2 separate regions of the Mus musculus genome follow, and region 2 is linked to region 1. A link is a contact called in ENCODE Hi-C or POLR2A ChIA-PET data. All regions are on one chromosome and are shown on one strand. Each heading gives the region's core, a stretch centred on a gene start or an enhancer-like site at or near the end of the contact. The rest is flanking DNA. Distances are from core to core; before and after follow the strand shown. Region 1 holds the start of Rhbdf2 (rhomboid 5 homolog 2). Region 2 holds the start of Snhg16 (small nucleolar RNA host gene 16).

What was found. Hi-C counts contacts between places; a loop is a spot of excess contacts on that map. ChIA-PET counts read pairs that join two places held with the same protein, here RNA polymerase II (POLR2A).
Region 2: POLR2A ChIA-PET joins it to region 1 with 33 read pairs in Patski. The contact joins the promoter of Snhg16 here to the promoter of Rhbdf2 in region 1. A Hi-C loop is called at or near these places in 1 of 37 maps with a recorded cell type or tissue (mouse trophoblast stem cell). POLR2A ChIA-PET finds 5 or more read pairs at or near these places in 4 of 5 experiments (Patski and embryonic stem cell).

Annotation. Positions count from the first base shown.
Region 1 is chr11:116,622,727-116,628,602 of GRCm38, forward strand. It overlaps Rhbdf2 (rhomboid 5 homolog 2), which reads right to left and starts at 1,494. Exons shown (of 19, transcript NM_001167680.2): 1 at 1,452-1,494.
Region 2 is chr11:116,668,962-116,674,445 of GRCm38, forward strand. It overlaps Snhg16 (small nucleolar RNA host gene 16), which reads left to right and starts at 2,699. Exons shown (of 5, transcript NR_027821.1): 1 at 2,699-2,795; 2 at 3,203-3,394; 3 at 3,703-3,777; 4 at 4,977-5,110; 5 at 5,339-5,484. It overlaps Snord1c (small nucleolar RNA, C/D box 1C), which reads left to right and starts at 3,544; the gene lies at 3,544-3,621. Snord1b (small nucleolar RNA, C/D box 1B) reads left to right here and starts at 5,186; the gene lies at 5,186-5,262.

The DNA of each region.
Region 1 (5,876 bases), core at 244-2,743:
TGGACCCGTTATTCCTTGGATGTTACTTTCCTGGTGTAAATAGCTAGGGGAGTCAGTTCTGTGTTCAGAAGGAAAATTCCAGTTGGTCACATGGCATTCCGCTATCCGGGAGACCTCAGCTCATCCAGCTTTGGGAAACTCCATGGGAACAGAGCTTGGTCCTGCCCTTCCTCCATCCCCAGGGCTACTCTGGCTTACCTTGAGCTTATCCTGTGTCTGAAGCTATCCTGGGTAAAGTACTACAGACCTGTGCTTCGAGAGAGCCACTGTTCCCAGCTTCTCCTCCACAGGGCCAGTGGCCAGCCAGGGCGAAGCCTGCCCACCTATCTCTTTATCTCTCACTGAGATTCGTCCTGGCCCTTCCCAGCCCCTGGAGAAACTTAGGTAGGGAGAGAAATTCACAAGAAGTACCCTAGTGGGCTGGTGGTCATAGGACGGTCACTCAATGTTGACTTTTGAGGGGCCAGATTCTGTACTGTGGGGCAGACCTGTGATGGCCAAGTGTCTCCAGGGATTGTCAAATATCCTTAGCGGGCAAAAGCACCCCTAAGCTGAGAACCACTGCTTGAAACCAAGTTTCATTTTCTTCTCCCTGACTACAATCACAACAGCACAACATAGATGCTGGGGACAGTATTTCACCACAAGATGTCACCCACACTGGAACCCCCAATGCAGCTGGTTGAGAAACAGCAACCGCTCCACCTATGAGGCAATCCCTCAGGTACACCTCACCTTCGCTCTCTATGTCCCGGCCCTACAGACTCGCGGCTCGGTGTTTCCTGGAGTTGAATCAAGGTATGGACCTGGCTTCCCTTCTGCCCTGGGGTTGTGGTAGAGACCTGGGCCCTACAGACCTTTCGCTCCCTAACTTTCAATCCAATGCAGAAACATCAGCTGGGGGCCCAACTCTCCAAACCCCTCGGTCCTTAAGCCAGGACTCCTGAGTACACTTTCTGAGCCGCGGACTACTCTGGCGGTGTGAGCCTTCCCCATCCCCCACCCCCGCACCTGTTACTACCACGGCGGCGAAGCTCCACGCACAAAACGCTGCCCGAGGACTTTGGAAGTTCACCCGGGAGACAGGGGAATATAGTCTTAAGGTCTAAAAGGGATTTCTGGTTGGAGGCGGAGTCGCATGTTCCAACACTGGGCAGTGCCCTCTCTTCCTCTCTGGGCTTTTAAACTTTTGCGCAAACCACGCGCCCAGACATCTGGTGACTGTGCCCCGGGGAACCCCTTTAGGCGTCCTGGTCCCAGCAGAGGCCAAGGATCTGCGGGAGGGATCCAGCGGTCCCGCGGGCACAGAGTCCAGCCTCGGCCTCTAGGGCGCTCTGCGGGGCGCACAGCCCCCGACCTTCCCCGCGGCCGAACGGGGCAGCCCCGTGAATCCCTGGCCACCCGCGGCCTAGCGGACCCGAGCTCCGCCGCACCCAATTCCCCGTGCTCACCTCTCGGAGGCCCCACGTCCCGGGAAGCGGCTGAGAGCAGAGTGGGCAGCGGCGGGGCGGCGGCTACAAGGCTGAGCGCCAGCGCTCCGCCTCTTCCCTACCTGCGCGAGGGCGCAGGGGCGGGGACTGGGTGTGGGCGGGGCCTCATTGAGGCGGGGCTTCTTGGTGTGTGGGCGGTGCTTCGGGGGGCGTGGTCGGCCCGCGGCTTCTGCCTGGGCTTGTAGCTCCTGCTGCTCCACTTATGGCCACATTTAAACACTTGCCTAGCACACAGATCTTAGGTTCGATCTCCAGCAACACACGCGCTCACACGGACACACCCCCATAACAACCAAGCAAAAACCACTCAATTTCCCCTTCTCTTTCTCGTGTGACCTCAGGCTCCTTTGACTCCAGGAGCCTCGACTAGGCTTGCATCCTTTCCAGAATCCCCGATCGATCGCTGCAGCTACATCGTCTAGGAAGCCTTGGCCTTCTCTAGCTGCTGTCTCTCCTTCGTCCATTAGAATGATCTCTCCTCAGGCCTGGCATCCCTTCTAGGCCAGACCGGGTCCTTGCTGGAAGTTGGGTCTTGTCCCCTTAACCACCCCAGGACTAAACACAGAGCAGTTGGAAAGGCAACCGAGGTATATGCTAGTTCTTGGGACTGTCCCTTAGGAAACTGTGAATGTTGCTCTGCACCCAAGGACACAGAGGCTTCTTGCTAAGGCTGAAAGCTGGCTCTCACAGTAACTGGCAATAGATGCAGAGGAAGGCCCTCCACATCTCCGTGTCATGAACAGCCCCCAGGCCCAGGCTTTGGATACTCTAGCCTGGCCAATACTGACCAAGTAACTTGCTTTGTTGGCTGTAATGAGAAATAACTATATATGACTCCAGCTAACAGAGCCGGGGGTTCAAATCCTGATCTGCCATTGACTGCTCCTGTGGTCTTAGATGAATCCCCTAAGCCTCCTCGGTCTCAGCTTTCCCCTCTCTGTGTGGTAGCAGTAACAGGGAGCATTTGTGGGGCCCCTGGCTCTAACTAGCAGCTGCTGTTATCTTTGCTATTATTAGTAGTGGTGACGGCCGGCCCTCCCTCAAGTTTAAGCCACAGGCTTTTATCCTCCTTAGCCCACGTCTCTAGCCACCTTGAGCCCATAGGAGCTGGGCTGTGCCTCCTCATCTCCCTCCTGGACCCAGATATCCCTCCCTTAACTCGGCTCTGGGTGGTGCCATCTTGTGATGTTCTTACCCACTTCCTGGTAGAGTACCACTCTTCATGTTCGCGTACCTAGCCCTGTACGAAGGCCTACATTTATGACACCCTGTCCAACACTCCCATGCTCCCACCTACGAGCACTCGCCGGACCTGTCAGCTCCTGAACAAGAACAGCAGGCCGGAGAAGGGCAGGGGGTGCCACTGATACAGATGCCTAGGGCCTGGGTTAGCCCCTCACTTGGGATTTGATGTGGAAACTTACGGCAGGCAGGAAATGGCAGAGGAACGAACTAGACCTGTACCCCCAGGTCTGGAGTCCCTATCCTCAGCCCCTGCACCAATGGCCTCAGTCTTTCTTTCTGAAGTCCTCGCCCAGCCAGAGAGTATGGAGAGACCACCACCAGGGGGCGCTGCAGCAGAGCTGCTTTCAGAGGTGAGCCAGGTCTCTGGGCTCTTGTTGCTCTTAACCACCCTGCCCCCAGTCTGCCACGTTGGTGGGTTGGGTAGAGCAGAGGTTAAAAGCACTGACTGCTCTTCCAGAGGTCCTGAGTTCAACTCCCAGCAACCACATGGTGGCTCACAACCATCTGTAATGGGATCTGATACCCTCTTCTGGTGTGTCTGACAGCTATAGTGGACTCATATAAATAAAAGAATTTTTAAAATTTATTTTATTTTTTTATTTTCAAGATAGTGTTTCTCTGTGTAGCCCTGGCTGTCCTGAAACTCACTCTGTAGACCAGGCTGGCCTCCAACTCAGAAATCCTCCTGCCTCCCAAGTGCTGGGATTAAAGGTGTGTGCCACCACTGCCCGGCAATAAATAAATCTTAAAAAAAAAAAAAAAAAAGTGGGGCAGGGGAAATAATTATATGGTTGGAAGCTTTTGCTGATGTTGCAGAGACCCAGGTTCAGTTCCCAGCATGCACTTGGGATCTTGCAGACAGCCTTAACTCAGTTTCAGAGATCAAATGCCCTTCTTATACCTCCACAGGCATGTACATCATAATACATACTTAACACATACATACATACATACATACATACATATATGACACAGGCAAAACACTAATTCATGTAAAAATAAATAAATAAAATGTGTGTGCACCACATGCTTAGAGCTTTAGTTACTTCCTATTAGGCAGGGTGGCAAACTTCTCCTTCCCAGTCTCCAGCCACGGAAAGGCAAGGCTGGGGCAAAGACAGATAATAACCCCAAACTTGGGAGCTGTTTCTCTGAAGCACAGGCAGGGAGCCATTTAGTGACCCCTCCACATATCCTTAGGAAACCATGCTGAGAGCGGCAAAAGAACCAGCCCTGGGGGTTGGGGTGCAGGTGGGAGGCTGGACTTGCCTGGCATGCGTGTGAGTTCCATCATGTGAGGATCATTCTGTCTGTCCCATGGCAGCAAAGAGCATCAGGCAGAAGAGGCACCGTGGGGCTGCTGGAACCATTCAGGCCCAATCCACCTCTCAGCCTGGCAGATGCTACTCTGGCACCTGGGCTGGGCTGGGCTGGGCTGTGTCCTCACTGCTGGACGGTTGGGCTGTGTCCTCACTGCTGGACGGCTGGGCTGTGTCCTCACCCCTGTACGGCCAAGGACGAGAATATGCATGATGCTTCGGTGACATCAGAGACTTGTGCCATGCCGCCCTAGCCCTGGAGATGGAGAGATCACAGACTTGGCTGCAGTAAACCACCTCTCCTGCCTGGTGTGGGAGAGTGAGAAACAGTTGGGTGTAACGTGTGGGAATGTCACATTGCAGCTGTTAAAAGCAATGAGGTAACTGTGTGTTGATAGGGAATTATCTCCAAAATGCCCTTGAGTAGAAAAACAAAAAGTGGAATGCATACACTTGCTATGTTTTTATAACTTAAAAAAAACTGTAAAAAATTGAAATAAATACTGAAAAAATTGAGACAGTACTTTGCTCTGTAAAGCAGACTGGCTTGAATATTTTTTTATTCCCTTATCTTGTCTTGAGACAAAGTTTCACTATGTAGCCTTGGCTGGCCTGGAATTTACTATCTAGCCCAGACTGGTCTCAAATTCACAGAGATTCACCTGTCTCTGCCTCTGCCTCCTGGGAGCTGAGGTTAAAGATGTGAACCAGCACGCCCAGCTGGCCTGCAACTTTTTTGTTTGTTTGTTTGTTTTTCCATACAGGGTTTCTCTGTCTAGTCTTGGAACTTGCCCTGTAGACCAGACTATCCTTGAACTCAGAGATCTGCCTGCTTCTGTTTCCCAAGTGCTGGGACTAAAGCCATGCACAACCACCAACTTGTTTATTTTTTAAATTTTCTTATATGTATAAGTGTGTCCGTCGTCGTCGTCCCCCCACCCCCCCCCCCGCATGTGTGCCTGTGCCCTATTTGTATGACTTCAGGCCAGAAGAGGGCGCTGGATCCTCCCGTGGAACTGCAGTTACATACAGATGGCTGTGAGCTATCATGTGGATGATGGGAATTGAACCAAGGTCCTCTGAAAGAACAGCCAGTGCCCTAAACTGCCGAGCCATCTCTCCAGGCCCAGGCCTTGGATTCTTGTTTCTCCTGTCTTAATCACCCAAAAGCTAGTTGGCAGAGAACCACCATGACTGGCTAAAATGGATTTATTTTTGTTGGGATTTATTTTGTTTGCTTTTCTGAGACAGGCTCCAGGCTGGTCTGGACTTCACTCTATATATACCCCAGGCTGGCCTCAAATTCAGCAATCCTTCTGCCTTTACTTCTTGAGTGCTAGGATTATAGGTAGGTATAAACCACCAGGCCAAGTGTTCTCAGTTTTAAAATGAGATGCTGTGGCCCTCTGCAATTGACTGCGTGCTCTCAGCTGTGGGCCTATGTCCTGCAAACCCCGAGACCTCTCTCAAGACTTGTGCAACTCTGAAAAGATTTAGATAAAATGATCTTAAAATTAACCTGACAGCAAGATTATCAACTTTTTAATCTTATTTCTGTAAGATTCTGTGTGTATGAATGTGTGCGAGCATGTGTGTGTGTATGTGTATGTGTATGTGTGTGTGTGTGTGTGTGTGTGTGTGCGCACGCGCGCGCACATAAGCTTAAGACAATCTCAGGTGTTGTTTCTCAGTCTCTGTCCACCTTATTTTGAGACACTGTCTCTCACTAGCCTGGGACTCACCATCAGGCTAGTGAGCCCCCGCGAGCCACCTGTCCCCACTTTCCTGCTTCCGGGGTTTCAAATGTGCATTACTATGACTG
Region 2 (5,484 bases), core at 1,449-3,948, 47 kb after region 1:
CAGAATAGTGGCCTCTCTGCACACTGAGTGGCAATTAGCCTGGAGCCCTGAGACAGCAGGAGATCCCAAAGCCAGACACCAAAAGGCTCCTACAGAGTCTCCTCCTCCACTCTGCCACCGCGTGGCTCAAACCAACAAAGCAGGTGGCCAGCATCCTTGTGTCAATGTTACTTTATTAGCCTCCAACCACCTCTGGAAAGACAGAAAAATGCAGCTGGGGACATCGCTCAATTGGTAAAGCACCTGCTGCCCAAGAAGGGGACACGAGGCCAGATCCCTGGTGCTCACTAAGAAGCCAGGTGAGGGGCTAGAGAGATAGCTCAGTGGCTGAGAGCGTTTGCTCTTCTACGGGGCTCAGGTCCTAGTCACAGAAACCAAATGGCACCTTACAACTGTGACTCTAGTCCCAGGGGTAATCTGACACCCTCTTCTGGCCCCCGTGGGCACCAGGCACACACGTGGTGCACAGACTGTACACGCAGGCGACCCCCACGCCAACACACTGCATAAGTAAACAGAGCAGCAGCAGAAGGTGGGAACAGTGTCTGTTGTCTGAGCTCTGGGAAAGTGGAGACACAGGGGATCCCTGGAGCTCACTGGTCAGTCTGTCTGGCCAATCCACAAGCTCTAGGGTTAGTGAGAGACTTGGACTTCACACCTAAAGTGGAGAGTGACTGAGAAAGGCACCCAAAGTTGATGTCTGACCTCTACATGCACCCACCTACTCTCATACATGTGCACCTGCATACATGTTCATACCCACACGTCAATTTTTAAAGACACAAATCCTCCTCCGCCCTACTTGTCCCCCTGGAAGAAAAGCTCTTATGTAGTAGGTCAACTCGCTCAGCGCATTAGCAACCGAATGATAAAAGCATAAACTCTGCGGGCTGAGATCAAACCAAGTCAGGCACCACTGAGGCTTTAACCAGCCCCTCCCCTCCCCTCTTGACACGTGTCTTCTCATCTGCCAGATGGGATAGTCCCAGGGCTTCATAGATAGCGAGGGTTAAAGAACCTGAGACAGTGAGCAGCCACCTAGCGAATCCAATTCGTCATGTGCTAACTACCATTATTATCTTGTCTGCCGAAGGTCACGTGCCCACGAGTTTCACAAGCGGCTTTGGGCAAATTCTTGAGAATTCCCCCTGCAAGTCTCACATGAAAGAACTTAATGTGCCGAGAGAAAATGCATCCTTCCTGTCAGAACTCAACAAAATAGTCTGTCTTCAAGGGTAAGATAGAAAATTCAAGGGCCTGTGTTCTTGCTGAATACATTATTGATTATCTCCTTGGGACATTCTGTGAGAAAGACACAGCCCAACACTAAGCCCAGCACTATGAGGGAATAAAAAAAATATTAAGAGAGTTCCCTCCCCCCAAAAGGACTCACAATTAAATTAAAGGAGAGAAATATACACGGATATGGTCATTAAGAGTGAGTAACAGATTTCCACATTAAAAAGATGATACAGGCTAAATGCTACAGAGTTCCATTTGAGGAGGACTGGAGGACCGGGCGAGGGTTGTGAATAAAAGGCTCTAGATCTTGTAAATTTAAACTAGCTTGTAAATAGGTATAAGTTCTGGCCCTGCCTTGCCATTTTGTCCTATTTAAAAATGAAGTCAAGATGCCCCATGCAAAATGATACTCTAAACGAACGAGGCAGGATCGAAAGACATGGAAAACACGCCCACGATAGAGGAAGAGGGTCCCTCATTCAGGAATCCTGTCAAGTCTCTTGCCAACAGAGAAACAAGAATTCTGGCATAATTACCAACTGCTGAAGGCCCTTTTGCCCTTCCCAGATATTAAACTACAATTTTTCAGCGACCCTCACCAATTACACCACCCCCACCCCCATGCAACCCCTAGCGACTTGTGCCTACAGTTCCATCCAACGCTTCTCTGGGGCCAGCACACTTATTTCACTTACCAAGATAGCAAGAAAGTGGGGAGGGGGTGTCTCCTAGCAACCTTTTAAGATGTAACTCACGAGCTACTAGAATTATACATGGCTAACACAATCAATTGCAACTCTCCTTGAGCCAGTTCCCACCCTGGGTATGCATTCTTCTTGAGCGCTTCTCTTTCTCCTAATCCTCACACTAAACCCCTCTATTAAAATGGTTTTTATCTCCAACTTATACCGGCTAGTCCTCAGCGCCGATTTCATTGTATCTTCCCTGTGAGAACAGTGCCACAGGCAGGCGAATACCTGGGGCTGCTGCTGCTGCTACTGACGGTCGCCCCTGCAGCTCTCGAGTGCCCCCTGCCGCCGGAACCCGCTCTCGCCCCCATCTTAAAAGCTTCTGCCCATTCCCTGGGACTCTCCCTGGACTTCACTAAGGAACTAAGCCAAGTGACATTTCTCCACCCCAGATAAAAATCTGCAGCACAATTAACGAGCCTCAGTTTCCTCAACGGTCCCTGAACCCTCGAACATTCTCCACCTCCCCAGACTTAGCGGGGGACCGCCGAAGTTCACAGTCCAAGCTCCTTACCCCGAACCCTCTGCTGCCCCTGGTGGCTGCCACCATCTTACCCCTTTCTCTTCACTCAATGTGAGGTGAGACGACCCATTCTTGGCAACGGTAGATTTAGAACTACATTTCCCATCAAACCATTCTCGACATCGCGAGAGTTCCGGCGAGACTTGCGGAGGGGAGGGAAAACGGGAAGACTGCGCGCAAGCGCGATCTCGTCCTTTCCGAGGTCCTCTGCCGCGTGTTTGGAAGTTATGGCCGCGCGGGTCTGTGGTGTTCTCCCTGAAAGGCCTAAGCTTTGGGTGATGGTAAGTTGTGGAAAAGGGAAGATGAGGTTTTTCCTACACATACCGTCGACACGCTTGCTCTCTCCGGAGGTGACGTGTCGACGATCAGCCCTTTCCTTTGCTATTGTGGGCCTTAGGAGGTCTGAGATGCTGTCTAAGGAAATGCTCCCCAGACTGCGAGACGTTTGATGCGGACGGGATGAAGCCCTTTTTGGTCTTCGATCTCCCTTCTCTTGGGGCGGGGAGCGGTCTTCTCTCTGTGACCCAAAGCCAGCCATGTGCTCAGCTCTGTCTTCCCTGGGGTCTCCATTGAGGGTGGTGGCCTTAAGTGAACACGAGTGACTCCTGCTAACTACAGATTGTCATGAACGGGATTGAAAACTGAAAGCCGTTAGCTCTAACGCGGCATAACTTCTCCTTCCCCGAAGGCATTGCCTTTTGGCACTCGGGAGACAAGATGCAGGTTCCGTCTCAGAAGTAATGGCTGGATCCCTGAAAGCCAACGGGCTCGGTGTGGTCCACCCGTCAGAAGGCATAGGTAGATGGTGGGCATCTGCCTCAGACATAGTTCTCAAGTTCAGCCAGAAGAATGCGCGTTGAGCCCTCTGCAGCCCGTGTCGGTAAGGGTTCCAAACAAGTCCAGAAGAGGGTCTGTGCCGGTGTAATTTGGGGCTATAGAGTGTCGTTCTGCAACTCAACGTGGTTGCCAGAACCGGATTTCCAAAAATGAGTTGGGTTGGCACTGGGGGGTTTGGGGGGCCTCTTGCTGGTTGAGCTGAGGATGATTTAAGTTATCCCTGTCTGAAATGACACTTTTGTGAAGAGTCATGGTTTACTGAGGCTCGACGTTTTGAGGTCTGTTTTGAGAATGACCACAGTAAGGTTGCTTCTGTTAGAATGAAGTGGGATCTCTTTATTACTCCTTCAGACGGAGGTGTTGTCTCCAGGAAGCATCATGGAAAGGCGTGGTGGTGCACAAGGGCCTTCAGGATGCCTGCGCCTGGTAAGAGCTTCATAGAGTCGCAGGGGTTGTGGTAGCTGGGAAGGGTTGGTTGTTAGGTTTGGGGTGGGGGTGGGGTTAGAGGTTGTTGGGGATTGATTGTCCAGAGGAGGGCGTGGTCCTCCTTACTCAGCACTCTCACAAGCTGCATTTAACATTGGTGAATACAAAATTGTTCCTCACTCAACTGCTAAGTAAACTGACGTTCAGTGAGTGGGTTCTGTTTCTTTTGTATATGCGTGTGCCACTGCATCTATGTGTCTGGTTGACTTGAGTGAGTTTGGTTTCCCCTTTAGCCACCAAGCTGTTTTTTGGCCTAGAAATTGGGTTAAGTAAAGATTTGGGCCTGCTACCTGGGAGTAGCACAGAGCCTTGTCTTCTGTAACACAGAATCACTGGCTTCCAAACCTGGATATCTCTCAGAACACGTAAAAAGTGTTAAAATACACACATTTCCACCCAGGTCAGTGGATGAGACGGGTATGGAGTGGAATTAAGAGTCCTCGAGGTTTGAGCAGGCATGGAGAAACGGTTTGATGACCATTCTCACAGCAAGACCAGAGCACTGGCTATGTTTAAGCACCTCCTGAGATAGGTTTTTTTAATCCTCAGTCTTAACAGACAGCCATATGCTTTTGTACATGTGGGTGGGGAAAGGAGACACTCCTTTGTATAGTGTCACCTCTTAGTGGCAGGTGTGGTAATGGCTGCCCTTCAGTAGGGTCGCTGTAGTGGGTGACCTGTACCATTTTAGGGATTTCACTGATAGTCTACAAAGACTTGCCAAAGACTCTGGCTCAGCTGTAAGGCAGATGCTGCTGGAAGTGACCTTTTTCCAGAGTCTTCCCTTGTAACCTGGATTGGCCTTGCATTTGTTGTGGAACAGGGGTTGGGTTCAAACTCATAATTCTGTCTTGGCTTCCTTCCTGTGAGTCACCTTGTCTTTAAGAGGACAGGAGTGATTAGAGAAATGGCTTAGTGGTTAAGAACATTTGCTGAATCTTTTTTAAAAACTTGTAAAAAGTTCTCGTGCACAAAGGCTGACCTGCTGTGGGAGCTGAGTCCATGATGATATAAAGCTATCTGTCTGGAGGCCTTTCTGTGTGGAGTGTGGATGCCTGAAACTCAGCCTTCCGGGCTTGCCTGGAAGACTCCATGTGAGTTTTTTAGAGTTAACCTTGTGTGTGTTTCCTTACTGATAGGTGACGGCTGCGCCTCAGGTTCTGGGCCTGACTCGGAAGGGTGCCTGTGAGCAGAAGAGCTGGCACGCGCAGCTCAGTGGACCATCAGTGCCAACCCGTCCTGTACCCTGGCTGAGGGGTGTGCTAAGTGGCAGGCAAGTTTCAGCAGGATTTTTTCGTTTCTTCGCTAGGTTTGTAGCTCTCTTGTGACAGACAAGCGATTGTCACTGGTTGAGCTGAGGATGATTTAAGTTATCCCTGTCTGAAATGACACTTTCTGAAGAGTCATGGTTTACTGAGGCTCGACTTTTAAGACCTATTTTGAGAATGTCCACAGTAAGATTGCTTCTGTTAGAGTGAGGTGTGTTGTCTTCGTTACTCAGATTCCCGGTTGGCTCATCGTAAGGCGTGGCACAAAATCACCATCGAAAGAAAGGGCCTTCGGGATGCCTCTATCTGGTAAGAGCTTCACAGAATTGCAGGGGTTGTGGTTGCTGGGAAGGGTTAGTCTGTTAGATCAGGTGCTGCA